Regions from separate parts of the Homo sapiens genome. Here regions 1, 2, 3, 4, 5 and 6 are each linked to region 7. A link is a contact called in ENCODE Hi-C or POLR2A ChIA-PET data. All regions are on one chromosome and are shown on one strand. Each heading gives the region's core, a stretch centred on a gene start or an enhancer-like site at or near the end of the contact. The rest is flanking DNA. Distances are from core to core; before and after follow the strand shown. Region 1 holds the start of AKT1S1 (AKT1 substrate 1). Region 2 holds the start of CALM3 (calmodulin 3). Region 3 holds the start of PTOV1 (PTOV1 extended AT-hook containing adaptor protein). Region 4 holds the start of AP2A1 (adaptor related protein complex 2 subunit alpha 1). Region 5 holds the start of RPL13A (ribosomal protein L13a). Region 6 holds the start of AP2S1 (adaptor related protein complex 2 subunit sigma 1). Region 7 holds the start of ODAD1 (outer dynein arm docking complex subunit 1).

Region 1 (4,001 bases), core at 1-2,500, 1.6 Mb after region 7:
CCCACACCCCAAGATGTGAGGAACCTGAGCATGAACGCGGTAGCCATGGGGTGAGCGCCTGGGGCCACGCTCAGCTGCCCCGAGACCTCCCAACCTCGCCCGGGGTCCAGGGAGGACCCACTGGTCTAGGAAGAAAACAGGAAATCCCGCCCAGACGGAGGCCAGGACCGGAAGTCCCGCCTTTGGACGGGTGAGGGGCGCCCCGAGGCCCCCCAAACCATCCCCCGACCCCGTGGACGTGGTCCACGGCCCAGGTAGAGATCCCAGGCGCTCTGGAACCGCAAGGTGAGACTGTCTACGATTTGCCTCAGGTCTGACAGGACGATTCCCACGGGCGACCCCCTTCCAGCGCTCAGCAAAGGATCGCTGGCAGACCTCTGCCCTCTGATCTGTGCAGGCCATACCCCTCCCGTGAGCCGCTCGCCCTCCCAGCGCCCCGCTGCCTCAGGACGGCCAAATCCTCCCCACACCGCGGTTAACAACGCCGCCTCCACTCACGTGCCCGTAGCCAGCATGGCCGGCCCGGCGCCGTCACCGCCCTCAAAAGACATGGCGGCGCCTTGCGTCACGTCCGCGCAGTTGCCCCGCCTCCTCTCCGCACACTCCGCCTCCCTTATCGGGGCCGCCCGAGATCAAGATGGCGGCCACAGGGGCTTCATCCGAACCAGTTGACAAGGGTGACGACAGCTTGCCCCTAAGAAAAATGGCCCCGCCTAGAGCATTTCCATTTGCCCCCAACAATAATGGCCGTCCTCATATGCTCAATCATGACCACAGTAAACGAAGGCAAGCGACCTGACGTCCCTGACCCACAATAAACTTCTTCGACAAAAGTAGAGGAAATCGGTGCTCGTTAACAACATGGCAGCCAACCGGGCTTAATCAGCCCATAGTGTATATTGGCTCTCCCTCCCTCCAACCTGCTCCCATTCGGCACGAAGGCTGGCAAAGATCCAACACGGCAGCATTTCTTGCTTCGGTTTGCCAGGCTTCAAAATGGCGGCTCAGCCCGCTTTCTCGCGACGGTGACTCAGAAATTCGTCCGGGGCCGCTTCGTTTCTGGGGGCACTGACGGCTTCATCCCGTTATCCTGAGTCCCTCAGTGCCTCTTGTGGTGTACAGCTCCTCTCACCTCCTCTTCTCTTATCCGTTCGGCTCTTCCAGCTGTCGCGCCCCGCAGAGAGATGGGACAGCCCCGTATTAACATGGCCTTAGCTGACCGGCTTAGGCCATGCCCTCGAGCAAAATGGTACCTCCTTGGCTTCAATTCCAGTATACAATATGGAGAAGGAAGTGGGCGTTTCAAGGCGTGCTTGCCCCAGGTGGTGCAGCTCTCAGACCCTCCCACTTGTTTACTTCGTGGCGAGAGGGCGAACACTGCGCCTGCGCACTCTCCGTAGCCGGATCCACCTTCAGCGTCTGCGCCACGTGACTCCGATCCACCCTCGAGGTTCCAGTGGAATAACCCCCTTCTGAAAAATGGTTTCACCCGCTCCTTCTCTAGAACGGGTCGGGCCGCTACCACTGTCCGGCCCGGAGGGGAACTGTTTTCTCCGGAAGTGACAACACGCTGACTAGGAAAAGGAGGAGGCGGGGCAGTGGGGCCTTCGGCGGCGACTATGGAAGGAGCCGGCTACAGGGTAAGCACTGAGGACGCATTCCCTCGCTTCAGTGTATGCGAAACGCCCCGTCTAGTGATCAGCTCTTCTCTCAGGCCTTGGCTCTCGAGAATCCGGCACGGCCTTGGCAAACACCGATCTCTTATAAACGCGCCGTCACCCTCCCGTCCACCGCCCCAGGGAAGAACCTCCCATGGCCCCGCCCCCCCGGCTCAGGCGACTCCTTGAGCCCTGCCCCCTGTGGAACGCACGTCAGCATCCGAACGCGGGCTGGACCATTCTCCCCGCCTTGGTCCCGGGGCAATGGCCCTCCCGGCCCCGCCCCCTGAGGGTGGCTCCTCCCTGGGCCCGTCCCTATTGGCTCCCCAGGCTGGTCCCCTCGCTTGGGCCCCAGCCCTCGCTGGTTCCCCCCAACTCAGGTGGTGTTTGAGAAGGGCGGAGTGTACCTGCACACCAGCGCTAAGAAGTATCAGGACCGAGACTCTCTCATCGCTGGTGTCATCCGTGTCGTGGAAAAGGTGCGCTGGGAGGGAGCAGGGCTCGGACCCGCTCCGAGCGGGATGCAGGCGGTCTGGGATGCAGGCGGCAGCTGTAGGAGTTTGGTCTGGCGGTCAGCAGTGGGACCTGAAGAAGGCTGGGTGTGGGAACTGGAATGAGGGGCGGGACTTTGAAAGGCTGAGGGTAGAAACTGGGAAAGTTTGGAAATTTGCAACGGAAAGTTTTGGGAATGTGGTTTGGGGAGCGCCTCTAACCCCGCCTCCCTCCTTACCCTAGGACAATGACGTCCTCCTGCACTGGGCTCCTGTAGAGGAGGCTGGAGATTCCACCCAAATCCTCTTCTCCAAGAAGGTAGGCTCCACCCGCTTTGCCCTTCTCCACTCGCTTTTTTTCTAGGTCCGTGCTGTTGTAAGTCATTTGAGGGACCTGCGTACAATCCCAGACCTACTCGTGGGGCATGTGTGACCCTGTTTAGGCTTGGGTACTCTGCCTCTCCTTTTGCTCCTCTCTGTGAAATGGGCAGAGGATGCCCATTCAAGGAAAAAGAGCAGGGAGCATAAGACGCACGGTCGTGGGGACGGCTGACCCCTCTCTCCCTTTGCTTCTTGGGAGATCCCTGCCAGGGTGCAAGATGTGGATTCGAGTTGCTTGAAGGGAAATGGCATTTCCTCTGGTGCCAGAGGACAGGGCCTGACAGCCTACTCACCCACTTCGTCACTGCTCCCGGCTTTCCCTTCGTTATGTCTCCTGGGACTTCCCATGGCTGGACCCCGTCCTGGGCAATTCTGAGACCCAGAGATAAGTCAGATCCAGACCCACCTAAGCCCTGACCCTTACTCACTTTTTGAGAAACTGATAGATGAGGTCGAAAACGCTAGGAAGTGTTGGAACTTTTTGCACCCAGACAGTCTGATTCCAGATCCCCAACGCTTCCTGGGAGAGCAGACATTTGAGCTGGGACTCCCAGGATATGAAAGGACAAGAAGGTATTTCAGGGACAGCAGAACAACCTTCAAGGCACACGGAGAAGTTGGATGCCTCTGTAGGGGGGTTCTTTAGTGGGGAATGAGACCTCCATTGGAGCTGATGAGTTCCACCCAGGGGCCGGAAGTCAGTCGGCACCCACAGAGCTAGTGACGAGACACTGGAAGGCTGAGCTGACCACCTGCGCTGCCCCAGGGCAGGAGGATGAAGATGAAGATGAAGATGACTCTCCACCTTGCTCCACAGCCAAACACAGCCAAGGCACCAGGAAGTTGCGTTACATCACTTCCGCTTTCCAGGTTGGCCTGCATCTGGTTGGTAGAATTTGTCCTGTGTCCTGGATTCCAGCTGCAAAGAAACCTGGGAAATGTAGTGTGTTTTTTTTGTTGTTGTTATTGTTTTTTTTTTTTTTTTTTGACAGTCTCACTGTCTCAAAAGAGTGCAAAGTGGTATCTTATTGTGGTTTTGGTTTGTATTTACCTGGTGAGTACAACAGTGTCCATTGAGCACTCCGCAGCCTGACTGCAGAGCCACCTGCTGTGTAGCATGGACCTCCCCATGCAGTGGGAGACATGGGGTCAAGTCCTGGCTCGCTCTCTGGCTGCATTGGGTGACCCTGAGCAAGTGCTGTACTTTCTTTTTTCTTTTTTTTTTTTTTTTTTTAATGAGACAGAATTTGCTCTTGTTGCCCAGGCTGGAGTGCAATGGCGCCATCTCAGCTCACTGCAACCTCCGCCTCCCAGGTTCAAGCGATTTTCCTTTCTCACCCTCCCGAGTAGCTGGGATTACAGGCATGCGCCACCATGCCTGGCTAATTTTTTTGTATTTTTTTAGTAGAAACGAGGTTTCTCCATATTGGTCAGGCTGGTCTCGAACTCCCGACCTCAGGTGATCCGCCCG
Region 2 (4,049 bases), core at 1,325-3,824, 1.7 Mb before region 7:
TATTTCTCAGTTCTAAGATTTGTTTGGGTTTTTTTTAAATTATTATTTCAATCTCTTTGTTAAATTTCACTGATAAATTTCTGCGTTGCTTTTCTATGTCGTCTTGGAATTCACTGAGTTTCCTTAAAAATGCCATTTTGAATTCTTAGAAAGCTCACATATTACTGTCTTGTTAGGTTTAGTCACTGGTCCCTTACTTGGTCCATTTGGGGAGCTCATGGTTCCCTGTTTGCTTTGGTTTGTTGTTAATGTACATCTATGCCTTTGCACTGAAGGATTAGTCACTTATTCCAGCCTTCTCCGTCTGGCTTGTTTTGGCTTTTACTGGCTCCATTTGCTTACAGATTCTTCGTAATTGACCTGTTGGTTTCTTTTTTTCTGCTAGGTTGCTGCCTCCTTTTTAGCACTCAGTGGCACCTTAAAACCAGGTTTGCCTTGGCTCTATTAAAGATCAGAGCGTCTCCCATCCCGAATGGGGGAGGTCCCAAAGGGGATATCCCAGTAGCATAGGAAAGCTGGCTAGGGGTTCATTCCCAGGGGAGCTATGGAAGAAACCTCCCACAGCATGGTGCTAACGAACAGCCACTCTGATTTGGCATCTCCTTTGGCCAAGTTATAGAGTAGAGAGAGTTTCCAGGGCTGGGGATGGTAGTCCCACCTCCCCACTTTGTCTGTGGCTATTCTCAGAGGATATTTCTCCCTTGAGGCACTCCTGATGGTTGTATTCTTGTGATTACAGCACTTTGGGAGGCCAAGGCAGGCGGATCACTTGAGCTCAAGAGTTTGAGACCAGCCTGGCCAACATGGTGAAACCCTGTCTTTACTAAAAATACAAAAATTAGCCAAGTGTAGTGGTGGGTGCCTGTAGTCCCAACTACTTGGGAGGCTGAGGCAGGAGAATCGCTTAAACCTGGGAGGCGGAGGTTGTAGTGAGCCAAGATCATGCCACTGCACTCTAGCCTATGTGACAGAGCAAGACTCCGTCTCAAAAAAAATACAGATCTTGTGTGAACTAACAGAATAAGAACTCACTTGTTACCGTGAGGACAGCACCAAGTCATTCATGAGGGATCCACCCCTATGACCCAAACACCTCCCACCAGGCCCCACCTCCAACATTGGTGATCACATTTTAACATGAGATTTGAGACTGAGTAACAAGTGTTAGGATTAAAGGCATGAGCCACCGCGCCCGGCCATCTTCTTTACCTCTCCACTGTGTCAGTTTTATTTTTCTCTTCTTCTCTAGACACTTTGTTCCTCAAGATAGGGGGCAGAGTGGGAAAATGACCATAGTCAGAATCTATGGGAAGGACCCACCCAAAAGGAAAAGGCTTCTTGTGCCCAGGCTGCAGATCCAAACCCCAGGGAAGGACTCTCATTGGTTCAGTCTCCATTCTGTTCCAGGTGGAGCATAATGATTGGTCCAGCCTGACTCGTTTGCCCATCTCTTAACCATCAACATGGTGGGGAGGGGACACGCAGGAGACTGTCAGCTCCTATCCTAAACGGGGGAGGGGGCAGGGGTGATCATTTTCTGAGCTCCTATAAACAAAGTTTCAGTTCTTTTTCCTCCTATGGCTGGAACACTGGAATAAGGAAAGAGGTCGTCTGTCTGGAGAGGCTGGTTGGGGAGTATGGTCTCCCCAGCCCAGCCAAGCTCAGGTCCCTGCATACAGCAGGCGCCTAATTGATGCTTATAGCACGAATGACTGAATGAATACCCCGTTCCCACAGGCTGTCCTGGGATGGTCCTAATTTCACAGACCCTGAGCGGATCAAGAATGAAGCGGGCCCAGGGGTCCCGCCCACCGGCTGAGTGCGTCTTAGGACGCAGAGACAAGACCACGGAGGGCGGAACCTCTGAGCGTTAGGTGGCACCTTGGAGACCCCGCCACCTCCAAAGGCCCAGTTAGGGGCGGAGCTTCTAAACCCTAGCATTTTGGATTGAACCATCGTCCGTCGGTTAAAGGGGAGAGCCGAGAAAGCCCTTCTGCATTTGTCGCCAGCCTTTTTACCACCTCCTGGCCACAGAAACGACGTATTTGCTTCTCTAACGGCGACGCCGTTTCCCCCTTCGCCTCGTTACTCCTCAAAGCCCCACGCGGCCACAGAGTTCAGACTTACCCACCACCACCTTGCAGTGGCTCGCCCCAGTTTGACGCATTGCAGGGAAGGTCGGACCAATGGGCGCCAAGCTCTCATTTCCGCCATGGGCCAGGCCCAATAGTGACGCGGCTCACAGAGGGACGCGTCACGCACCGCCGAGCTGTGCCCCTCCGCCGAAGAAAGTGAAGTGGGCCCGGGAGGCGGGGCGCGCGGCGAGGGAAAGTAGTCCGGCGACGGGAGCGAGCGCGCGCGCGCCCGGCGGCAAACCCAATTCCTGTGCAGGGTGGGGACGAGAGATTCGCGGGCCCGTAGGTGTGGAGCGGGGCGCGGAGGGATCCGTGGGAGCCGCAGTGCGGCGGCGCGCGGGCCGGGTGGGGCGGGGCCGAGCGAGGCGGGGCGCGCGCGGCGGCCGTTGAGGGACCGTTGGGGCGGGAGGCGGCGGCGGCGGCGGCGCGCGCTGCGGGCAGTGAGTGTGGAGGCGCGGACGCGCGGCGGAGCTGGAACTGCTGCAGCTGCTGCCGCCGCCGGAGGAACCTTGATCCCCGTGCTCCGGACACCCCGGGCCTCGCCATGGTGAGTGAGGCTGGGGGGTCGCCGAGGCTGCGGGCTCTGAGGCGGGCTTAACGGGGCAGGACCCCTGAGGGGGCGACAGAGCCCAGAGTGGGGGGCGTCCGGGCCCGGCGAGAGCCTCGGGACCCTTTTCTACCCGCGTTGTCGGGGGCTGTTGAACCCAGAGCGGGACGTCTGGATCACCAGAGGTTTCCAGAAGCGACTTTAGCACCAAATGGGATGTTTAAGTCCACAAATGGGTATCTGAGCCCCTAAAGGGGACATTTGAACCCCGGATGGAGGATCGGGACCCTCAGTGGGACCCCTCAAAAGGATTTTGGACCCAGGATGGGGCGTTGGGTTTCAGGATGGAGGTGTTTGGACCCCAGGGGACGAAATAAGAAAGATGGGCTGGGGAGGGGAGCTATTCGGGCCCTGATGAAGGCGTTTGGTCCTGAGAGGATGCGGGGAACGGGGGACGAAGGGAGGCTGGGCTGCTCCTGGATGGGGTGGTGGAGGGTAGCTGGGCCCGGGCGGGGAGGGGCGACCCCTGGGCTCCTGTGGAGCAGAGGAGAGGGTCAAGGATGGGCGGTCACTTCTACAGATGAGACTCCCGAGGGTGGGGGAGGGTGGGGGAGGGTGGTCTCCAGAGCCCAGCACTGCAGAGGAGGAGGAGGGTGAGGTGCAAGCTTATGGGAGGAAGAGCCTGGGGTGGGTGGCAGCGGAGATTAGAAGATACTCTTGAAGGCTTCCGGGACGGAGAAGGATCAGGGTCGTGGAGGTGGTGAAAAGGGATGGTGAGAGTGGGGCTCGCCAGTAGTCGGGGGACAGGGACCCTTGGGGTTAATTTGGAAGTAGCTAGAAAAGGTTCCGAGGTTACTAGTGGGTTAAGACTGTTGCTCTAGAAAGACAGAATTTTTTTAACGGGGTGGGAGTGTTGTGTTTGGGTCCAAGAGAAGATGGATTTCCAAGGTGAGGGGTGGGGGAGGACTTGGGCTTGGGTGGTTGGGAGGTGAGGTGGAAGGAGAAAATGAATGGCAGTCAGGGGGGCCTAGGTTTGGGGGTGGATGTGGGTAGCACCCTGCCAGTCTCCAGGGACAGGCCAGGACAAAGACGGCTCAGTGTGGATGGGGAGTGGGCTGCAGGGCCCGGAGGAAGCTTTTCTACCGTCCTCCTTCCTCAGGAAGAACGCGGCTGGGTGGAAGACACCGGGGCAGTGGGAGCAGGTGGGCGGAGCTGTTCGGGCCCCTATTGCGCACTGAAGCCTCATGAAATGGGGATGGGAGATCAAAGTTTGGGGTGCCTCGAATGAGCCAGCTTTTTCAAGCCTAGAAGCCTCACTCTGTCGCTGCCCTTTTCAGGCCAAGAGCACTGCCTTTTCCCAGCAGGAG
Region 3 (3,922 bases), core at 1,423-3,922, 1.5 Mb after region 7:
GGCTGAGTCTTCCTAGGTTTTTATAAGCTTTTTCATTAAATAATTTACAGTTGCTTTACTTGTACCTAACTTGGCAGCATTTTTTTTTTTTTAAGAGATGGAGTCTTGCTTTGTTGCTCAGGCTGGAGTTGCAGTGGTGAGATCTCAGCTCACTGCAACCTCCACCCCCTGGGTTCAATCGATTCTCCTGCCTTAGCCTCCAGAGTAGCTGGGACTACAGGCATACACCACCATGCCCGGTTAACTTTTGTATTTTTAGTGGAGACGGTGTTTCACCATGTTGGCCAGACTGGTCTTGAACTCCTGACCTGAAGTGATCTGCCCACCTCGGCTTCCCAAAGTGCAGAATTACAGGTGTGAGCCACCACGCCTGGCATGTTTTTCTTTTAACAACTCCCTTTTAGTCTTTCCAAAGCAAGCAATCTGGTTTGTGTATAAACAACTGTCTTGCATTAATTTCATTAGTTTGATAGTAAATTAAACAAGAACTTCTGGCATAAACAGGTTTGGATCAAACAGCTACCTTTCAGGAAGTAAACAGCTTGAGAGATGGAAGTGGAATTGCTTAGTCATAATAGTAGCCTGCTAGCCCCAGCAGTGGGCTTCACAGATGAAAAGGAAAGTGTCTTTCAAGTTGGTGGACCGAGTTAAGTGAGATGGTTTCAGAGAGTTTTGTTGCAGTATTACTGATAGAATTTCAGCCTACATTTTCATTTCACTTTCTGACATGAGTTCCCATTTTGCTCACTCTGGAGTACACCCTGGTATACCGCTCTCCATGCTTATACAATTCAGGGCATTCAAACTCACGTGTGTCCTGATGGGTTCTGAGGGATGGGAAGGCATTAACAGGTAGAGAACAGGAAGGATGGGAGAGAGATTTTTTGGGGGGCGGCAGCAGGGGCCACAGTACCAAGTTTGGATTTAATTCTAAAGGCACTGGGAAGCCATTGGATGGTTTTGATTATTGTAGTGACAGAGAAGGCAGCAAGAGTTAGGAGACGTCACCCAGGCAAGAGATCTTGATGGTTTGGACCAACAAGAATGGGGAGAAGTGAGGATTCCGGGAGATTAAAGCAGCTCCTGTTTTTTCTCCTTCCTGCTGCCAGGTTGTCCTCACATGGGTGATTGACAGGGCATTGGAGGTACCTGTTGATAACTAACTTGCAGTTTGTGTTCAGGGAGCACTGACTCCGTTTGGCCACAATGCAGGTTGGATTTGGGGTTTAAGGCTGGGCTCCAGTCAGCCCTCGGGAGCCCCTGGGCAGGAAAACATGGACAGGCCTACGGGTTCTTCTGCCATTTCACTGGCCACTCCTCCGTGTCCTTTGCTGGTTGCTTCTCATTGTCGTGACTGCTAAAGGGATGAGTGTCCCAGTCTCTTTGTGAGCTCATCCAGTCTCCATTCAAACACTGATGACTCCCGAATTTCTCTCTCCAGGCTATGACATCAATATCTATCTACATTGTTTAGTCAACATCCGAAACAGAAGTAGGGACTCCGTCTCTAACCTCCTACAGCTGTGTCTATTTCTCCTCTCTACCTTCACTCGACTCCGCCCACACTGGCTCCCTTTTATTCCTTCTACTTTCAGGATTTGTCTTTGCTGTTCTGTCCTCTTTGCACACTTTTCCAGCCATCTGGAATGGCAGGTTGCTCACAGGTCGTTTTCTTGACTTCCCTTGCTTGCTAACTTTACCTCGCTATGGTCATATCCCATCGCCCTGTGGATGTGCGCTAGTTAACACTTAGCACAGCCTGTGATTATGTCTCTCCCCAGTGGACCGTGGGGCCTGTGAGGGACGTGGTCTGATTCGGTCGTCGCCGAGCACAGAACTGGACAGGGTACTCATAACAGATTTTTGTTGTTGTTTTTAAAGAAAAGCTAACATTTGAGTAGTGACTGCGCCAAGCAGTCAAGCACAGCCCCTCGGGCTCGATCCCCATAACCACTCTAGGGTTAGGTATTACCCACGTTTAAGGAACAAAAATCGAGGGAAAAATCTTATACAACTACTAGTAAGTAGTCATTCCATTTTAGCAGAGCGAATGAGCGAATCCACGGAAGGCCGGGGAGCGACGTGAGTGGCGAGAAGCTTGGAGTCGCCAGGGACGGCGGGCGGAGCCTGGGCGCCGGGGCTAATGGGCGGAGCCTCCAGGGACAGCTGGCCCCGCCCAGGCCGCGCGGGGCCCGCTGGGAGTTGGAGTCCCTTGCCCACCTCGCCACGTCACCGACTGCAAACCTTCAGCTGTCTCAGGCTCGGGTGCAATCCGTACCCTCAGTGGGTTCCCTTTCAGTGGGTTCCTTTGTCCCCAGGCCCATTATTCCGTCCTCCCCTCTTCCCTGATGTATTTTGGCGCGGTCTCCTGGCTCTGCGGGCCCAGGGCTCCGGATGAGGTCTCCCGCCGTCCCGACCCCCGCAAGGGGCCAGCTTGGTGTCGCCTTCGTTCTTCTGCCACCCCATTCGGTAGGGGCTCCCGTTCCCGCCACGCCCCCTGAAGTTGTGGCTCGCGCGTCTTCCCAGGACTCCCCCGCGCCGGAGAGGCCCGCAGGACCGCCGAGCCCACACTCCGCTCCCGCCCGGGCCCCGCTCCCCCGCGCCGCCTTGGTACGCTCCGGCCACGCCCCCTCGGACGCGCTTGGTACGCGCCGGGCTCCCCCGCTCGCCTCAGTGGTTCGGCCGCGGCGACCCCACTCCGGCGGCGCGTCCCCCGAGCTTGGTACGGCTCAGCCCGTCTCCCCCGAAGCCGCGCGCCCGCGCCCGCGCCCCTCAGTCGGTGGAGCCCGCAGCCCCCCTTGTGGCCCGCGGCAGCTCCCCGCCCGCTCGGCCCGCGCCCGCCATGGTCCGTCCGCGCCGTGCCCCGTACCGCTCCGGCGCCGGGGGCCCCCTCGGGGGTCGCGGCCGCCCTCCGCGGCCCCTCGTGGTGCGCGCCGTCCGCTCGCGCTCCTGGCCTGCCAGCCCCCGAGGCCCGCAGCCTCCGCGGATCCGGGCCCGCTCGGCCCCTCCCATGGTGAGCCCCCCGCCCTTTTTCCAGAGCCTTCCACGGCCCCGCCCCCCCAGCCCCTATCCCGGGCTCACGCCTTTGTCCGCAGCCCCCGCCGCTCCGGGGTGTCCCCTGTGGCCCGAAGGGTGGTCCCGCCCGGGGCCGGGTTCCCCCGTGGAGCACCCGGTGGTTCGCGCCGCGCTCTCCCCTTTGTTGCGCGTTCGGGCCGGGGTGGGGGGTTGGGGGACGGGGGCGGGGCGGGCTCATATTACTGCTGACTCCGCGGCCCGATTTAAACGCGGGCTGGGGGCGGCAGACAGGCAGCCGGCACGCTCGCTTGTTTTTCCTATTGGAGAGTTGCTCGCTCTCCGGGCAGGAAACCTGGAAATGGGGGCGGTTTTGGGGGACAGCGGCGAGGGAGGGGCCCGCGCTTTGTACCAGCGCCCCCAGATGTCGCACCCGTGGGCGTTCTCCCCTGGCGGCCGCTCCGTGCCCGTGGAGTGCGCACCTAGAATACGCGCCCGCGCCCACATGTGGGATGCTTTGATGGACTGCCGTGAGCCCAGACCTTAAACGTAAACATTCAGCTTCGCAGGTACTTTGGGCTGCACACGCTTCTCCGGACCCAAAAGATGCACATGCTTTTCAGAAACCGTAAGGTTTACCTGGGGCTGTAAAACCGCACATCGCGACTTTGCACCGTGCACACGCTTGCCCCGATGTGAGATTTCCCCTGGGTTCGCGCTCGGGTCCGCTTCTTAAATACACTGCCTCAGCGGTGTGGATGGCACAGAGCTGTGGCAGCCCTACTGAAACCTTAAACAGGCTTCCTGGGGTCATAAACATGGATACCGAGACTTAGATCACCTCCCACAACTTAAACGTACCCCTTCACTCCACTGCCTTCGCCCCTTCCTGCAGCATTCGCATCTAGTT
Region 4 (3,477 bases), core at 804-3,303, 1.4 Mb after region 7:
GGCGAGCATGATGACGGGTGCCTGTAATCCCAGCTACTTAGGAGGCTGAGGCAGGAAAATCGCTTTAACTCGGGAGGAAGAGGTTACAGTGAGCCGAGATTGAGTCACTGAACTCCAGCCTGGGGGACAGAGAGAGACTCTGTCTCAAAAAAAAGAAAAAAAAAAAAGGCCGGGCGCAGTGGCTCACGCCTGTAATTCCAGCACTTTGGGAGGCCGAGGTGGGCGGATCACAAGGTCAGGAGATCGAGACCATCCTGGCTAACACGGTGAAACCCCGTCTCTACTAAAAACACAAAAAATTAGCCAGGCATGGTGGCGTGCGCCTGTAGTCCCAGCTACTTGGGAGGCTGAGGCAGGAGAATGGCGTGAACCCGGGAGGCGGAGGTTGCAGTGAGCTGAGATCGCGCCACTGCACCCCAGCCTGGGCGACAGAGCGAGACTCCATCTCAAAAAAAAAAAAAAAGAACTTCAAGTCCTGGGATTAATAATTTTTCTTGTGTTTAATGGGGCTGCTTTATGTTCTTCAGGGGCAAACAGCACCCCCCTCCCATATTAGAAATGGACTCTCCCTGTGACTAAAACAGCTGAGCAATTTCTGTCCTCCTGGAATCCAAAATGGACTTTCCCAGGCCCCATTCCTGGAAACCCAAATGGACGCATCCATTGAGCCTGGAAGGTGGGCTCTTCTCAACCTCCTTTCCATCTCCCAGGATTCAGAATGGCCATTCCAAAGGTCCAGAACACACCCCCAAGGCTCATTCCAGGAATTCTTGGCTTCTGAGATTAGAAAAGGCTGATGGGGTGGAGTTTTGTTCCTACAGGTGACAGAAATGGACTCTTCCAGTTCCCTTTGTCCCAAATTTCTCAATCTCCTGGGGCGTTGGGAGTTCTGGCCGTTTTGCCTTCCCCAAAGCCAGTTTACCAAAGAGTCTCTGGGGAGCTGGGGGTTGGGGATGGAGGCTGGGGCTGGGCCAAAGCAGATTCACCTATTTCTTCTTTTAACAAATGTTGTTGAAACTGTTCAAGGCCAGGTCCCATTCTTGCCCAGAAGGAGTTCCCAGTCTGGAGGAGACAATCAATTTTGGTTTGATATCTGCTACAATGGAGGCTGCCCGAGAGACACTGCGGTTGGACAAAAAAAAAAAGGCAACATATATTGAAAAGTAAGCCAAGATACGGTTTACGTTTATTTCTGCTTTTTCACTTCCAAGCTGTGTGGCCCTGGGCAAGTCATTCGCCCTCTCGACCTAAGTTTTAACTTCTGCTTAATGGGACTAGCCTTGAATTACTGTTTTTCACTCTGAGATTCTAGGTCTCCTGACAACTCAAGTCCCGACACGTTGGCTGCAGAGAAGGGGGGAGGGGAGGAAGGCTTCCTAGAAGAGGATTTCAGCAGTCGGGGGTGACAGTGGAGGGAGAAAGGGAACACGGAGACGCTTGCGCAGTAAACACCGCACGCTCTCTTGCCTCGCCCAACCCCTTCTCTGCAGCAGGGAATTGCAGGCGTCGCTCCACCTATCCCAGCCGAGCGGAGTGACACCCTCCCCTCTTTCCTTCTCTACTGATCTTCGCCTTCCGCCCGCCCCACAGCCGCCCAATGGAGGGCTGAAGTAGGACAGATCTCGCCAATCCGCGACGCCTGCGGGGCAGGTCTACCCGTTCATTGGTCCCAGTCAACCTAAGTCCCGCCTCCTAGGACCGTTCCCCGCCTTCCTTCACGTCCCTCCCTTCCTCCTTGGAGAGCCGCTAGATCCAATCAGTGTTTGACCTGGCCGCGCGGAGGGGGCGGGCCCATGATACGCAATCGAACCCCGCCCGTCTCTCGGGCAACGCCTCCTCCCCCCCCTCCCCAGCTCCCAAACGGAAATAGCGGAACACTGGGCCAATCGTAGCGTCGTGCCTTTGCTTGGCGGCCAATGAGAGAGGAAGTGGGGGAGAAACCCGCCTGTGAGCGGCAGGAGCTCAAGCCAGTGGGCGGCTCAGAGCTCCGGACCGCGGGCGGAGGGGAGGGGCAGGGGGCGGTGCCACGGCCTGCCAGCCCGCCCGCCCGCCCGCCAGCCAGCCCTCCCCGCGGCCGGCTCGGCTCCTTGGCGCTGCCTGGGGTCCTTTCCGCCCGGTCCCCGCTTGCCAGCCCCCGCTGCTCTGTGCCCTGTCCGGCCAGGCCTGGAGCCGACACCACCGCCATCATGCCGGCCGTGTCCAAGGGCGATGGGATGCGGGGGCTCGCGGTGTTCATCTCCGACATCCGGAACTGTGAGCGCGCGGCCGGGGGACACTGGAGACGCGGGGGAGGGGGGAGCGTGAAATTGAGGGGTTTGGGGATCACAGAGGGACCCGGGGGATCAAAAGCCTCTGCGGCCGTATAGGGACAGCATAGATGGGCCCCAGGAAGAACTTTAGAGTGGGGGGCACGTAGGGGCTTGGGGTGTCATAGAGTGCCTCTTGAGGTGACGACACGGAGTAGCTAGAGGGGTCCGGGAGGGCTTGAAAGGGGAGGAAGCCAGTGAGGTCCCGGGGATGGGAGCATAGAGGTGTCCCCTGGGAAAGACTGAAAAGCTGGGGGATCTTACAAACGATGGGGTTAGAGGGATTCCCAATGTAGAGAAGAAGTGAAAGAAGTGTATGGCGGGGGTGCCCTGTGGAGCGATGGAATGGGAAGAGGCCAGAGGGGACCTGGAGGAAGTGGAATGCCGGAAGCCTAATGAAGCAGGGCTTGAGGACCTGGGATAGGGGGTGTCATACAGGGGAAAGGGGTTAGATAGGTCACCGAGGCTCCTGGCCAGTGGTATAGAGGAGGCCTGAGAGTGGTTGAAAGTCCATGAGTTTGGGGCAGGGAGATGATGGGACGGGGAGACTATAAGGACACCCTGGTGAAGGATAGAGGGGCTTCAGGGTGGGAGATTGCCTAGAAGACATGGAAGGCAGTGTGGAGGGGGCTAGAGGGGCAGCTGAGGGGAAAGGAGGGACCCAAGGAACACAGAGGAAAAGAGCTGTCGGTGTAAGGTCTTGGGAGAACCTGTGACAGGGAACGGGGGGCCAGGAAAGAAGAGGACATTAGAGTAGGGGATTGGGGAAAGGGTAGAAGAAGGAGCGCCCAGACCTCAAGGAAGGCGTTGGGTTCTGAAGTGCTTGAGGGGTAGATATCTGGAAAGCTGGGAATAGGGGAAGTCTAATCCCAGAGAGAGGTCAGGGGTCAGGCAGCAGGACAGGCAGGGATCTGAGCCCTTTTCTATTTGACCACAGTAATATGGGGACGGTGGTCCCTGCCAGGAAGAGTTGTCGTGACGATGGGAATCCTGGCGGCAAGTCAGCTCTCAACTCCTGGGAATGGCTGTGGGTGATTGGAGCTGCCAGGAGTCTTCAGAGGCTGCATCCGCATGGGCTCTGGGGTCAGCCAGACTTGGGTTTGCGTTTGAGCACTGCCACTCCCTGGCTGTGTGACCTTGAATGAGGGACTTCACCTCTCGGTTTCCTCAT
Region 5 (3,696 bases), core at 765-3,264, 1.2 Mb after region 7:
CTGGTCTCAAACTCCCAACCTCAGGTGATCCGCCCGCCTCGACCTCCTAAAGTGCTGGAATTACAGGCGTGAGCCACTGTGCCTGGCCCTAATTTTGTATTTTTAGTAGAGATGGGGTTTCTCCCTGTTGGTCAGGCTGGTCTCAAACTCCCAACCTAAGGTGATCCACCAGCCTCAGCCTCCCAAACTGCTGGGATTATAGGCATGAGCCACCGCGCCCGGGGAAATATAGGGAACATTTCTATCATGGCCACGTTCTCTTGGACAGCAATGCCCTAGCACATAGTAAGCGCTTGCTGGGAATGGAGTTGTTTTGGGCATAAATCTGTGGCCCGCCCCAAGCTAAGCTACTTTCCCTCTCCTCTCTCAGCGGAGCCTTAAACAACGCAGTGAGACAGACATCTATCATCCCATTTTACAGGGGAGGATACTGAGGCACACAGAGGGGAGTCACCAGCCAGAGGATGCATAGCCTGGACACAGAGGAAGTTGGCTAGAGGCCGGTCCCTTCCTTGGGCCCCTCTCATTCCCTCCCCAGAATGGAGGCAACGCCAGAATCCAGCACCGGCCCCATTTACCCAACTCTGTACAAAGCCCTTGTCCCCATGAAATTGTATATAAATCATCCTTTTCTACCAGCTCTGGCCAGGTCTGTCTATGGATGGGTGTGAATGGGGTAGTTTTGATTTCAGAATCTTGGTTTTTGAATTGCAATGCAATGTTTCATTCAATACGTGTTTTCTGAGGTCCCCTGGAGCCCCGGGCCGGCGCTGGGCAATGTCAGAGCCTGGATTTGAGTCAGAACCAGCCCAGGTGCCCCAGGTCTCCTTGGCTATGGACGAGAAGACAAGGGATTCAGCGAGCCTGGGTGCAGGATGCCATAGGCTACTATGGAGATAAAACAGAGGCAGTGTGAGGGGCAACTCACCCAGGCAGGGAGAGCAGAGAGGCTTTCCAGAGCCAAATGGCATTGCGATGGTGACAAGCCAGATTTGGAGGGGGTGGGGAGGGCATCCTGGGCAAGGGACCCAGCTGAAGCAAAGGCCGACAGTCCAGAAAGTGAGAAGTTCCTCTGAGGAACGCTCAGTGGATTGGTGCAGCCAGGCAACTAGAAGCCATTCCTTGATCCACTCTTAGAGCCCCTGGGGAAGACCACCTCCATCTGTTTTACAGATGGATAAACTGAGGCCCAGATAAGGCCAAGGGTTTCTCCAGGTCACAGTGAAGTCGACCAGACACAGGAATCCAAATCTCTAAGCCTAGAATGGGCAAGGCTCCGGGGCTCACGCCGGTAATCCCAGCACTTTGGGAGGCCGAAACGGGAGGATCGCTTGAGCCCAGGAGTTCGAGATCAGCCTGGCCAACATGTCAGACTCCCCCCGTTCCCGGGCCACAACAAAATATATATATATATATATATTAGCCAGGCATGGTGGCGCGCCCCTGTAGTCCAAGTTACTCGAGAGGCTGAGGCAGGAGGATCCCTTGAGCCCAGGAAGTGGAGGCTGCGGTGAGCCATGATCGCCCCACAGCACTCTGGTGTGGACAACACAGCGAGACCCTGTCTCACAAAATAAAGTAAGCCCGGACTGAGTGCGGAAAGGCGGGCCTGGCGGGTCTGGTCTCCCCATGCGGGCCACCAGAGGCCCTGCAGCCTTCAGTCGCTTGAAGGGGTAATGGCGCTTCCACTCACAAACATGGCGGACAGAGCGTGTGAACGAGATGAACAGCCCCTCAAAAATATGGCCGCCGAGGCTGGACGGCCGTGCCCCAGCAGCACCGCCTCCGCGCCCCACGTGATCTCTCGCCGGGCACAGCGCTGACCGCGGAGGTCCAACCGGAAGAATGTCCGGATTGGACATTCGGAAGAGGGCCCGCCTTCCCTGGGGAATCTCTGCGCACGCGCAGAACGCTTCGACCAATGAAAACACAGGAAGCCGTCCGCGCAACCGCGTTGCGTCACTTCTGCCGCCCCTGTTTCAAGGGATAAGAAACCCTGCGACAAAACCTCCTCCTTTTCCAAGCGGCTGCCGAAGATGGCGGAGGTGCAGGTATGGGCTCCGCGCGGGCCGGGGCGGCAAGGGGCCGGGTGGGATCCAGGCCGGAATGGGGTCGCACCCTCTCTGTCTTGCATGTTTTGCGGAGCTTAACATCCATAATGAAGCAAAATGGAAGTCTTTTGGGATAAGGGGAATCTGTAGGAAATGCCGCGGCTCTCTTTAGGCCTAGGGTTGGCTACAATGTGGCATTTCCTTCTCGAGGCGAGGGTGATAGAGCTTCCAGCACAGGACAGGTATTTTGCAACTAGATTTTGCTTACCTTGAACTCGGGTAGTGGGTGGGGGCCCTGGGGTAGAGTCTTGGCCGAATTGGACCCTTGTGTGTCCTCAGCGATGAGGAACACGCGGAAGTGTGGCCGGGCGGTCTCGGGGCAATGAGAAACTGAGTTTTGGCCAAAATGGAAGGTATTTTTATCCCGCTCAGTGCGCGGGCTACTTTGATTTCACGTGGAGGTGTTAATCGGGGTCCCCTGCAGCTCCGGTTCTTTTAATTCTCAATGCCTTTCTGCGGGGGGTCGAGAGCTGTTGGCTGCGGGGCACTCTGGAATGAACTCGTTTTCCGTCGTTTTGGGGATTGGCGATTGTCCTGAGGCGTGTTACTGGAAGTCGAGAGCTGTGATGAATGGTTCCACAAGGATGGGACATCTTTTGGGCCTGACACCTGGGGGCCCTTTCCCTGGCTCCTGGTGTAGCTACTTAAGTATAAAGGAGGGATTGGCCCTGGAAAGGTTTCTTTGTGAGTAGTCTGTTGTTGGGGCGGGTGACATTTCAGAGCCAGGCCGATCTAGGCAAGTTGTGTTCACCAAGCATGTGTCTTTGTGCCTAGCACAGTTCGCAATGTTTTGCGTAGTTCAGTTAACCATATTCCTGAGGCAGTTACTGGTATCCTTGTTTTACAGAGGAGGAAATTAAATTGGAATTGGTGATTTTGGGCCAAGGTCACGACTTCAGGAAGTCTGTCTGGATTTTAGAGTCTTTGTACCAACGCTTACAAAGCATGTGTAACAACCAGTGTGTGCTTCATGCTTTTGCATTAAAACAATGAGGATTTCTACTTTTAGTGTTTTTTCTGAGACGGAGTCTCGCTGTGACACCCAGGCTGGAGTGCAATGGTGCGATCTTGGCTCATTGCAACCTCTGCTTCCCAAGTTCAAGTGATTCTCCTGCCTCAGCTTCCCGAGTACCTGGGACTGCAGGTGCCTGCCACGACGCTTGGCTAATTTTTGTGTTTTTAGTAGAGACAGGGTTTCACCATATTGGCCAGGATGGTCTCGAACTCCTGACCTCAACTGATCTGCCCACCTAGGCCTCTCAAAGTGCTGGGATTACAGGCGTGAGCCCCTGTGCCCGGCCAGGATTTCTACTCCGGAGGAAGCTGAGGTTCGGTGCCTGAGCAGTTTACCGGGGAAAGCAGAGTGCTCTATAGCAGAGCTAGCATGGGCTTTTGACTACTCTGCCTAATCTCATCCCACCTGAAATTCGGTTTTCTTCCAAATTAAATTTGTGGTAGAAACATCCTATACATTAGAAGAGAATTAGATTGTGTTAACATCCTACAATTGATTGGCCACAGTGGCTCAAGCCTGTAATCCGAGCATTTTGGAAGGCCGAGGCACACGGTTCACTTGAAGCGAGGA
Region 6 (3,834 bases), core at 338-2,837, 1.5 Mb before region 7:
GCCTCCCAAAGTGCTGGGATTACAGGCATGAGTCACCGCCCCAGCCTGAGAGTCTTTCCTAAGCCTCATTCTCCACACACTCTATCCTCCCTCCCCCAACCAACCAAACTGGACCGGAACAGGATGTTACACTCTCCTTCCAAGAACTCCTGCTGAGCCAGGGAAAACCACTTCCTAGCAGGGCAGGGGTCCCAGGCAGGAAGGGACGTTGGGGGGCCTACACCAGGCAGCCACAGCCTGGGAGCAGAGCCGGAGACATATTCACACAGTTAGGAGAACTAGAAGCAAACCCACAGAGTTGACAAAAAGCTCTGCCTCTTACTCCCAAATTCCCTTGTATACCTCTCCCTGTTTTCTTCCCATTTGGAATCTCAAGTCCCCTCCGTCCTGAATCTCTGCATCCTCACGCCTCTGCTGTCCCCTCTAGATGCCCCCCAACCTTCCCTGTCTCCAATCCCCCTCCTCTGGAGTTGTTCCCTTTTGACCTCCACTTTCTCAGTCTCAGTTCCCCTCCTTGGGGCCTCAATGGGCTTTTTACTGGTGACATCCCTTGTCCCACTCCCAAGCTTCCTCCCTTCTTCAAAAGGTCACATTTTGCCTCCAAGGACCCTGTTCCTGGAGGAGACTCCGCCCCCGCTCTGACACTCTTTCTCATTCGTTTTCTTTCCCAACTTCCAGCCCAAAGAACCCTTTCCTAGATCCAAAGCCCCAACCTGGGGGATAGGGGCACTCCTAAATCCAATGTTGAGTCTTTGCCCCAACAAAGATTCCTCCCCAGGTCTCACACTTTCAAGCCTACTCCCCACCCCACAAGATCTCTCCTCTTGGAAAGACCTATTCAGTTGCTCCCCATTCTTTCCGAGTGTCCATCTTACCTCCAGGTCCTCTCTCCTTTTACAGCGCTTTCCCAGACCCTTAAGTTTCATTCCCTACAGTTGCCTCCTTTTGGTTTCCTGTGCCAGGTCTCTTCTTGAGATCATCCCTCTCTCACAGGCAGTCTCCTGCCCCTGTCTCAACATCCCCTCTCCACCTGCAATCAGATCCTTGTCTCTAGAGACTCCTCCCATCAAGAAAACCTCCCTCCCCTTTTCCAAGGTCTCGCGTTCTCGTCCCAGCGCTCCCGCCACACTTCCAGAGCGCCTTCCTCTTTCGGACGCCCTCTCCCCACCTCCAATGCCTTCTCGCTACCCACAAGACTGTGTCTCACGAGTTTCCTCTCGTTTCAAAGCTTCCAACCATCTACAACGTTTCCCACCTGCACAGCCCTTTCCCCTTGGAACACCACCCCCAATGCCCGTCGCCGCGAGACCCCTGGTAACCCCCGCGCGCAGAATCACCGCCCTGTGCCCTCCTTCCCGGCCCTGGATCGGTCCCAATCCCCAGAGCCCGCGCCTGACCCAGACCATCCGCGGCAGAGAAGGGACTTGTCAGCGCCCGATCCAGCCTCGGCTATTTACGCGTGGGCCCCCCCTCCGCCAGTCCCCGGCGTAGCGCTCCCCCGTTACCATGGCGACCCCCGTCCAGACCCCAGCGGCCCCGGTCCCGCGGCGACTGGGCAGCTCCGGCTCAGGGTGCAGTTGTAGGGCCCAGAGCTAGAGCGGACTTCCGGTAGAAAAACCCGCCTGCCTTCTCGCGCACAGACCCCTGGGAGTTGTAGTTTCACCAAAGGGGCCAGCCTGGGTGAAGATGGGTGAAGAGTCAGAGCCAGTCCTTTTCCTACCAAACGAGTCAGATCCCAAGTGCATGCTGGGATTTGTGGACAAACATCTTTACAGAGGACTACAATTCCCGAGATGCTGAAGAACCAGCGGTGAAGGCGTTGCATTCAGGGAAATGTAGTTCTCTTAGGTCCCCTCCCCCCACCCAGGGGAGAAGGGCATGCTGGGAATAGTAGTTTTAAATTTTAAAAAACTGTCCTGGGGAGATAGAAAATGTCTTTCCATTCCTCATCCAGTGATTTCTTTAATTTTTTTAAAAATAGAGACAGGGGTCTAGATATATTGCCTAGGTTGATCTCGAACTCAGCTTCAAGCGACCCTCAGCCTTCCAAATCACCAGGATTACAGGCATGAGCCACCACAACACCAAGCCAGTGTTTTGCTTAAAATACGTTGCGTGTGTCTCTCGGGAGACAACAGTTTAAAAGCATAAATTTGAACCGGCCCGGCGCGGTGGCTTACTCCTGTAATCCCAGCACTTTGGGAGTCCGAGGCAGGCAGATCACTTGGTTAGGAGTTCGAGACCAGCCTAGCCAGCATGGCGAAACCCCATCTCTACTAAAAATACAAAAAATTAGCCAGGCATGGTGGTGCGCACCTGTAGTCCCAGCTACTCGGGAGGCTGAGGCAGGAGAATCACTTGAAGCCCGGAGGCAGAGGTTGCAGTGAGCCCAGATCTCGCCACTGCACTCCAGCCTGGGCAATAGAGAGAGACTCCAAAAAAAAAAAAAAATCTCTAGTTTGGCGGGGGCATGATGGCCCATGCTTGTAATCCCAGCACTTTGAGAAGCTGAGGTGGGTGGATCACCTAAGGTCAGGACTTCGAGACCAGCATGGCCAACACGGTGAAACCATTTCTACTAAAAATATAAAAATTAGCTGGGTGTGATGGCAGGTGCCTGTAATCCCAGCAACTCGGGAAGCTGAGGCAGGAGAATTGCTTGAACCTGGGAGGCAGAGGTTGCAGTGAGCCGAGATCACACCATTGCACCCTAGCTGGAATGACAAGAGCGAAACTCTGTCAAAAAAAAAAAAAACCCTCCAGGTCAGCAGTTAGTTTAGTGTTTTTTTGGTGTGTCTTTGTTTTTGCTTTTTTCTGAAAGAGGGTCTCCCTTGGTCACCCAGGCTGTAGCGCAGTGGCATGATCTCAGCTCACTGAAGCCTCAACCTGCTGGGCTCAAGTGATCCTCCCACTTCAGCCTCCCGAGTAGCTGAGACTACATACACATGCCGTCACACCTGGCTAATTTTTTGTACTTTTTGTAGAGACAGGGTCTTGCTATGTTGCCTAGGCTGCTCTTGAACTCCTGAGCTCAAGCGATCCTCCCTCCTCCACCTCCCAAAGTATTGAGATTACAGGCGTGATTTTTTAAATGGCCTTTATTACATTTTAAAAATTATTTTATTTGCCCTATGAGTATGTGTGTATGTTTGTCTAGATCTCTCATTAGGTAGTGAGTTGTTGAGGGCAGGGACCCTGTCTGATAACTGTATCTTCATTACCTAGAACATGACAGATGGTAAGCAGTCAATAAAGTTATTACTATTAGTACTGAGGGGAGATTGGCCCTAATAAGAACAAAGCATGCCAGGCATGGTGGCTCACTCCAGTAATCTCAGCACTTTGGAATGCCAAGGCAGGCAGATCACCTGAGGTCAGGAGTTCGAGACCAGCCTGCCCAACGTGGCGAAACAGCACCTCTAATAAAAATACAAAAATTGGCCGGGCTTGGTAGCACTTGCCTGTAATACCAGCTACTTGGGAGGCTGAGGCAGGAGAAGCACTTGAACCCTGGAGATGGAGGTTGCAGTGAGCCGAGATCGTGCCACTGCACTCCAGCCTGGGGGACAGAGAGAGAGAGAGACTCCATTTCAAAGAAATAATAATAATAAATTAAATAAATAAAACAAAATGTATTGTAGAATTATGTAAATTTAAGGTATAGTACTGGCAGAATAACCAACACATAGTTGTTGAATATTATAGGGGCAAAAAGAGGCCAGAGATCATTTCTGTCTTGTGTACTTTTCTGTCTCCAACAGGGTTGATACTAGGATGACACAAGCAAAGTGTCCAGGTTGCAAAATTTTAAAAGGACCTCACTCTTAGATGCCA
Region 7 (3,846 bases), core at 72-2,571:
GGCTCTCAGGATATCTGAGGCCAGGCTGTTTGGTCGCAGGAGAGGGGGAAACCCCGGCCTGCTGTAGTGGGGGTTGGGCAGGGTCGGGGGAGTCCTGGGCCCTACCTGCCGACGGGCCTGACCTGTTCTTGGTGCTCCAAGTTCAGTGTTGTGGTCTGGTTACTGGGGAGATAAGGGACCAATGAGGACTGAGGACAGCGGCCAGGGAGGGACTGAGGCCGCGGGAGAAACTATGGGAGGAGGGGCGGAGAAGGATGCGAGGCGTAGACCTGCAGGGTTCCCACGGACTGAGAACTGATGGGCAAGGCCAGGCGCGGTGGCTCACGCCTGCAATCCCAGCATTTTGGGAGGCCGAGGCGGGCGCATCACTTGAGGTCACGAGTTCGAGACCAACCTGGCCAACATGGTGAAACCCCGTCTCTACTAAAAGTACAAAAAATTAGCCGGACATGGCGGCTCGTGCCTGTAATCCCAGCTACTCAGGAGGCTGGGGCAGGAGAATCGCTTGAACCCGGGAGGCGGAGGTTGCAGTGAGCCGAGATCCCGCCACTGCACTCCAGCCTGGGCGACAGAGCGAGACTCCGTCTCAAAAAACAAACAAACAAACAAACAAAACTGATGGGCGGCGAGGTCCTGAAAGGGGCGGAGCCGGGAGGGCCTGTGGAGCGGTGCTGCGGAGCCCTGAGAGGTGCACGGCTGTGAGGCCTGAGAGGGGCGTGCCGTAGGGAGCTGTGATGGGCGGGGCTGAGACCTGTGAGGAGAGTGAGTGGGAAGAACTTCGAGGGGCGGGGCTTCGGGGCCGGCGAGGGGAGGGGCACGGACACCAGTACAGGACGGGGCTTCGCAGACAGCGAGCGGAGGGGCTTCCCCGTAAGGGGCGGGCTTCGAGGGTCGCGTTTGGAAGGCCTTACGAGGGGCCCGGTGGAAGGGCGGTGAAGGGCGGGCTAATCGGGAGGCGCTCAGGCCTTGAAGGCCTGCGGGAGGTCGAAATGGTCCTGGGGAGGTCGAGGCTGAGGTCTCACTAGTACCGCGGGCCTGGAAGCGGCGGGAGTTGAAAGAGCCTGCGGTGACCTGTATGGAAGCCCTCGAAGCCAGGCCGAGGTCCTACAAGACGGAGCCCGAGAGGTGCCGGTCTTAAGCTGACTGTGACCACGTTAAATTAAGGATTCATAGGAAGGAAGGCGGTGTCGAAGCCGGGAGTTGCGCGGAGAAGGAGCGCTCAACACAGCCTCAGCGGTTCACTACGCAAGCGCGACCAACGGCTTCCCGGGAAGCAGCCAAAAACGCTTGGCCGCCTACCACGTCCGCGCGCTGGAGGGCGGAAGTGGGTGAGACCTCGGGCACTCCATACCGCCCCCCGGTTTCTGGCCACGCCCCCTCTGGTTACACCCACTCGCTCTGTAAGGCACGCCCCCTCCGCGGCGGCGGCTGCTGCCCACGTGGGCCTCCCCGGGCGGGCGGGCAGTGGGCGCCTCTCCCTGCAGGCTGGGTGTGCCCGAAGCCTGCGGTTTCCTGTGGGAGGAAGCGGCCTGCGTACGCTCAGCTCAGCTCATAATCTCGGAGGCCCAGGATGGGGAGATCCCGCCGCCACCCTCAGATCCTTTGATTCTTCCCCTTCTACATAGCCATAGTGCGGGGACCCCCCTAATATCCCCAGGGTACCCAAGCCTGGCGCCGATCCCACTCAGGGAACTTGATTCTGAGTCCTAGACTCGTGTTTTTCACCTCCCCGGCTCAAGTTTCCATCTTCCTAGCCCCTGGCTCCCCCTAGTCCTCTCAAGAAAGTGGAGCCCTCTTTTCCTGCTCCCCAAGAGGAACGTATGTCTCCCCAGCCCCTAATTTTTCCTTCAGTGACCCAGACTTTGCAACTTCCTTAGGGATCTGAGTGCGGACCCCAGTTTCTGTCTCTCAGGCACTTAAGTTTGAGACTACTTATTCTCCCCCAGGGACCCTCATTTTGGATTCCCAACTTTAGCCTTGAGACCCAATGGACCCAAGAATTTGCCCCTTCCCCAACTCCTAGAGATCCTGAATCAGGGTCCCCCAGTACTGACTCCACTCAGAGCCCCAATGCCTGATATGACTAGCACTACCCTAAGAACTGCCCTATAATGTATTTACTATTATCTCTATTTTTCAGATGAAGAGACTGAGGCATAGAGAAGTTATTAGTAACTTGCCAAAAATTACACAGCCATTGAGTAAAACAGCTTGGATTTTGAGTCCAACCAGTGTGGCTCTAGAGTCTGTGCTATACTGGTATTCCAGCTTCCAGGTCTTGGGGTACCCAGCCAAGCACTGAACTGTCCATCCCTCACCCCCTCAGGGAGCCCGAATCACCAACAGCTATCCCAAACCCAGCTCTGGCCCATCAGATACCCAGACATCCCATCATCCAGTTCCCTTCCCTGGATCCAGGATTTGAATTCCCCTGCTCTCAATTTATCAGAGTTCTGGGCACCTGGTCCCCTCCCAAGAGACTCGTGTACATAGTAGTCATCACCCCGACCCTAATTTAATATCCCCAAAATTAATAATAATAGTTAACAGTAAACCTTTGGGGCCAGGCACAGTGTCTTACGCCTGTAATCCCATCATTTTGGGAGGCCAAGGCAGGCAGATCACTGGAGGTCAGGAGTTCGAGGCCAGCCTGGCCAACATGGAGAAACCCCCGTCTCTACTAAAAATACAAAAATTGGCTGGGCGTGGTGGCGGGCACCTGTAATCCCAGCTACTCAGGAGGCTGAGGCAGGAGAATCGCTTGAACCGGGAGGTGGAGGTTGCAGTGAGCTGAGATCATGCCACTGCACTCCAGCCTGGATGACAGAGCAAGACTCCATCTCAAAAAAAAAATAAAAATCTTTGGTACTACACTCTGTTAAAACCTAATGGCTTTCCACTGCACTTAGAATGAAATCCAAGCCCCTCCCCTAGTCTTCAAGGGCACCCTTTGATTTCCCTTCTCACCACTCCCTCTGTCTCCCTGTGCTCCAGCCACACTGGCCCTTCTGTCTGCTCCCTAAACAACCTGAGCTTGTTCTCAAAAGCTTTAAGAGCTTTTGCACTTCCTCTCCCCCCGACGCCCCCCCACCACTCCCCAACCCCAGCGTTCAAATGACTCCTGTCTTCAGCTCAAATGTTACCTCCTCCAAGAGGCCTTCCCTGATTTTCCTGTTTCAAGTAGTCTTCCCTGCACTCTGTCATTATCTCCATCACTCTGTTTGATTTATTATTGTATTTATTTTTCTTTTCTTCTTTTATTTTTTTTTTTCTTTAAGATGGAGTCTTGCTCTGTCACCCAGGATGGAGTGCAGTAGCGTGATTTCAGCTTACTGCAACCTCCGCCTCCCGGGTTCAAGCAATTCTCCTGTCTCAGCCTCCTGAGTAGCTGGGTTACAGGCGCCCACTACCATGCCTGGCTAATTTTTGTATTTTTAGTAGAGACAGGGTTTCACCATGTTGGCCAGGCTGGTCTTGAACTCTCGACCTCAGGTGATCCTCCAGCCTTGGCCTCCCAAAGTGCTGAGATTACAGGCATGAGCCACCACGTCCAGCCTATTGTATTTATTTTTCAAGTCACTTATCCTTATCTGAGATTTATCTTCATCATTGATGTTTTCTCTTGTCTGTCTTCCTCTACTAGAATACAAGCTCCATAATACCAGCAGGGCTCATGTCTGTTTTCATTATTAACTCCCAGATCAGAGTACATGTTCAATAAATGTTTGATGAAGGAAGGAACAGGTTAGGTGTGTGAGTGTGCCAGTATTACCTTATTCATTCAGCATAAGTATCAGAATTATTATTATCAGTATTAGTATTTTGTCAGCATTATTATACTCTCAA

Evidence for each region. A loop is a pair of places that touch in the nucleus more often than their neighbours do. ChIA-PET counts read pairs that join two places held with the same protein, here RNA polymerase II (POLR2A). Pooled maps may share reads with other maps.
Region 1: a pooled map shows a loop between it and region 7 (14-fold over the local background). The contact joins the promoter of AKT1S1 here to the promoter of ODAD1 in region 7. A Hi-C loop is called at or near these places in 3 of 168 maps with a recorded cell type or tissue (CD4-positive, alpha-beta memory T cell, CD8-positive, alpha-beta T cell and naive thymus-derived CD4-positive, alpha-beta T cell), 2 of 37 single-sample maps with no recorded cell type and 15 of 50 pooled maps.
Region 2: a pooled map shows a loop between it and region 7 (7-fold over the local background). The contact joins the promoter of CALM3 here to the promoter of ODAD1 in region 7. A Hi-C loop is called at or near these places in 1 of 168 maps with a recorded cell type or tissue (B cell), 1 of 37 single-sample maps with no recorded cell type and 9 of 50 pooled maps.
Region 3: a loop to region 7 is called in a pooled map, with 12 times the contacts of the local background. The contact joins the promoter of PTOV1 here to the promoter of ODAD1 in region 7. A Hi-C loop is called at or near these places in 3 of 168 maps with a recorded cell type or tissue (CD4-positive, alpha-beta memory T cell, CD8-positive, alpha-beta T cell and naive thymus-derived CD4-positive, alpha-beta T cell), 1 of 37 single-sample maps with no recorded cell type and 6 of 50 pooled maps. POLR2A ChIA-PET finds 5 or more read pairs at or near these places in 1 of 52 experiments (activated CD4-positive, alpha-beta T cell).
Region 4: a pooled map shows a loop between it and region 7 (9-fold over the local background). The contact joins the promoter of AP2A1 here to the promoter of ODAD1 in region 7. A Hi-C loop is called at or near these places in 1 of 168 maps with a recorded cell type or tissue (naive thymus-derived CD4-positive, alpha-beta T cell), 1 of 37 single-sample maps with no recorded cell type and 8 of 50 pooled maps.
Region 5: a loop to region 7 is called in a pooled map, with 7 times the contacts of the local background. The contact joins the promoter of RPL13A here to the promoter of ODAD1 in region 7. A Hi-C loop is called at or near these places in 6 of 50 pooled maps. POLR2A ChIA-PET finds 5 or more read pairs at or near these places in 2 of 52 experiments (H1 and activated B cell).
Region 6: a pooled map shows a loop between it and region 7 (5-fold over the local background). The contact joins the promoter of AP2S1 here to the promoter of ODAD1 in region 7. A Hi-C loop is called at or near these places in 2 of 37 single-sample maps with no recorded cell type and 10 of 50 pooled maps.

Annotation. Positions count from the first base shown.
Region 1 is chr19:49,876,105-49,880,105 of GRCh38, forward strand. AKT1S1 (AKT1 substrate 1) reads right to left here and starts at 1,251. Exons shown (of 5, transcript NM_001098633.4): 1 at 1,133-1,251. TBC1D17 (TBC1 domain family member 17) reads left to right here and starts at 1,598. Exons shown (of 17, transcript NM_024682.3): 1 at 1,598-1,640; 2 at 2,039-2,137; 3 at 2,394-2,468. The coding sequence starts at 1,620. RefSeq lists enhancers at 1-831, 415-1,054, 1,235-1,574, 1,792-2,751 and a silencer at 1,795-2,084.
Region 2 is chr19:46,598,756-46,602,804 of GRCh38, forward strand. CALM3 (calmodulin 3) reads left to right here and starts at 2,575. Exons shown (of 6, transcript NM_005184.4): 1 at 2,575-2,682. The coding sequence starts at 2,680. It also overlaps the pseudogene PPP5D1P. RefSeq lists an enhancer at 1,840-2,339 and a silencer at 2,470-2,609.
Region 3 is chr19:49,848,487-49,852,408 of GRCh38, forward strand. It overlaps PTOV1 (PTOV1 extended AT-hook containing adaptor protein), which reads left to right and starts at 2,673. Exons shown (of 12, transcript NM_001394010.1): 1 at 2,673-3,013. The coding sequence starts at 2,843. PTOV1-AS1 (PTOV1 antisense RNA 1) reads right to left here and starts at 3,190. Exons shown (of 4, transcript NR_040037.1): 1 at 3,082-3,190. RefSeq lists enhancers at 491-570, 2,372-2,481 and silencers at 2,062-2,141, 2,582-2,871.
Region 4 is chr19:49,764,948-49,768,424 of GRCh38, forward strand. AP2A1 (adaptor related protein complex 2 subunit alpha 1) reads left to right here and starts at 2,054. Exons shown (of 23, transcript NM_130787.3): 1 at 2,054-2,253. The coding sequence starts at 2,187. RefSeq lists enhancers at 719-1,696, 1,750-2,518 and a silencer at 1,609-2,188.
Region 5 is chr19:49,485,594-49,489,289 of GRCh38, forward strand. It overlaps RPL13A (ribosomal protein L13a), which reads left to right and starts at 2,015. Exons shown (of 8, transcript NM_012423.4): 1 at 2,015-2,051. The coding sequence starts at 2,037. FLT3LG (fms related receptor tyrosine kinase 3 ligand) reads left to right here. Exons shown (of 9, transcript NM_001459.4): 9 at 422-638. RefSeq lists enhancers at 1,403-1,902, 1,963-2,082, 1,991-2,595.
Region 6 is chr19:46,849,259-46,853,092 of GRCh38, forward strand. It overlaps AP2S1 (adaptor related protein complex 2 subunit sigma 1), which reads right to left and starts at 1,588. Exons shown (of 5, transcript NM_004069.6): 1 at 1,506-1,588. The coding sequence starts at 1,508. RefSeq lists an enhancer at 1,603-1,912.
Region 7 is chr19:48,320,650-48,324,495 of GRCh38, forward strand. ODAD1 (outer dynein arm docking complex subunit 1) reads right to left here and starts at 1,322. Exons shown (of 16, transcript NM_001364171.2): 1 at 1,029-1,322; 2 at 123-162. It overlaps LOC124904735 (a long non-coding RNA gene), which reads left to right and starts at 819. Exons shown (of 2, transcript XR_007067284.1): 1 at 819-1,328; 2 at 2,141-2,873. RefSeq lists silencers at 707-826, 1,297-1,586 and enhancers at 937-1,176, 1,183-1,477, 1,697-1,756, 1,767-1,826.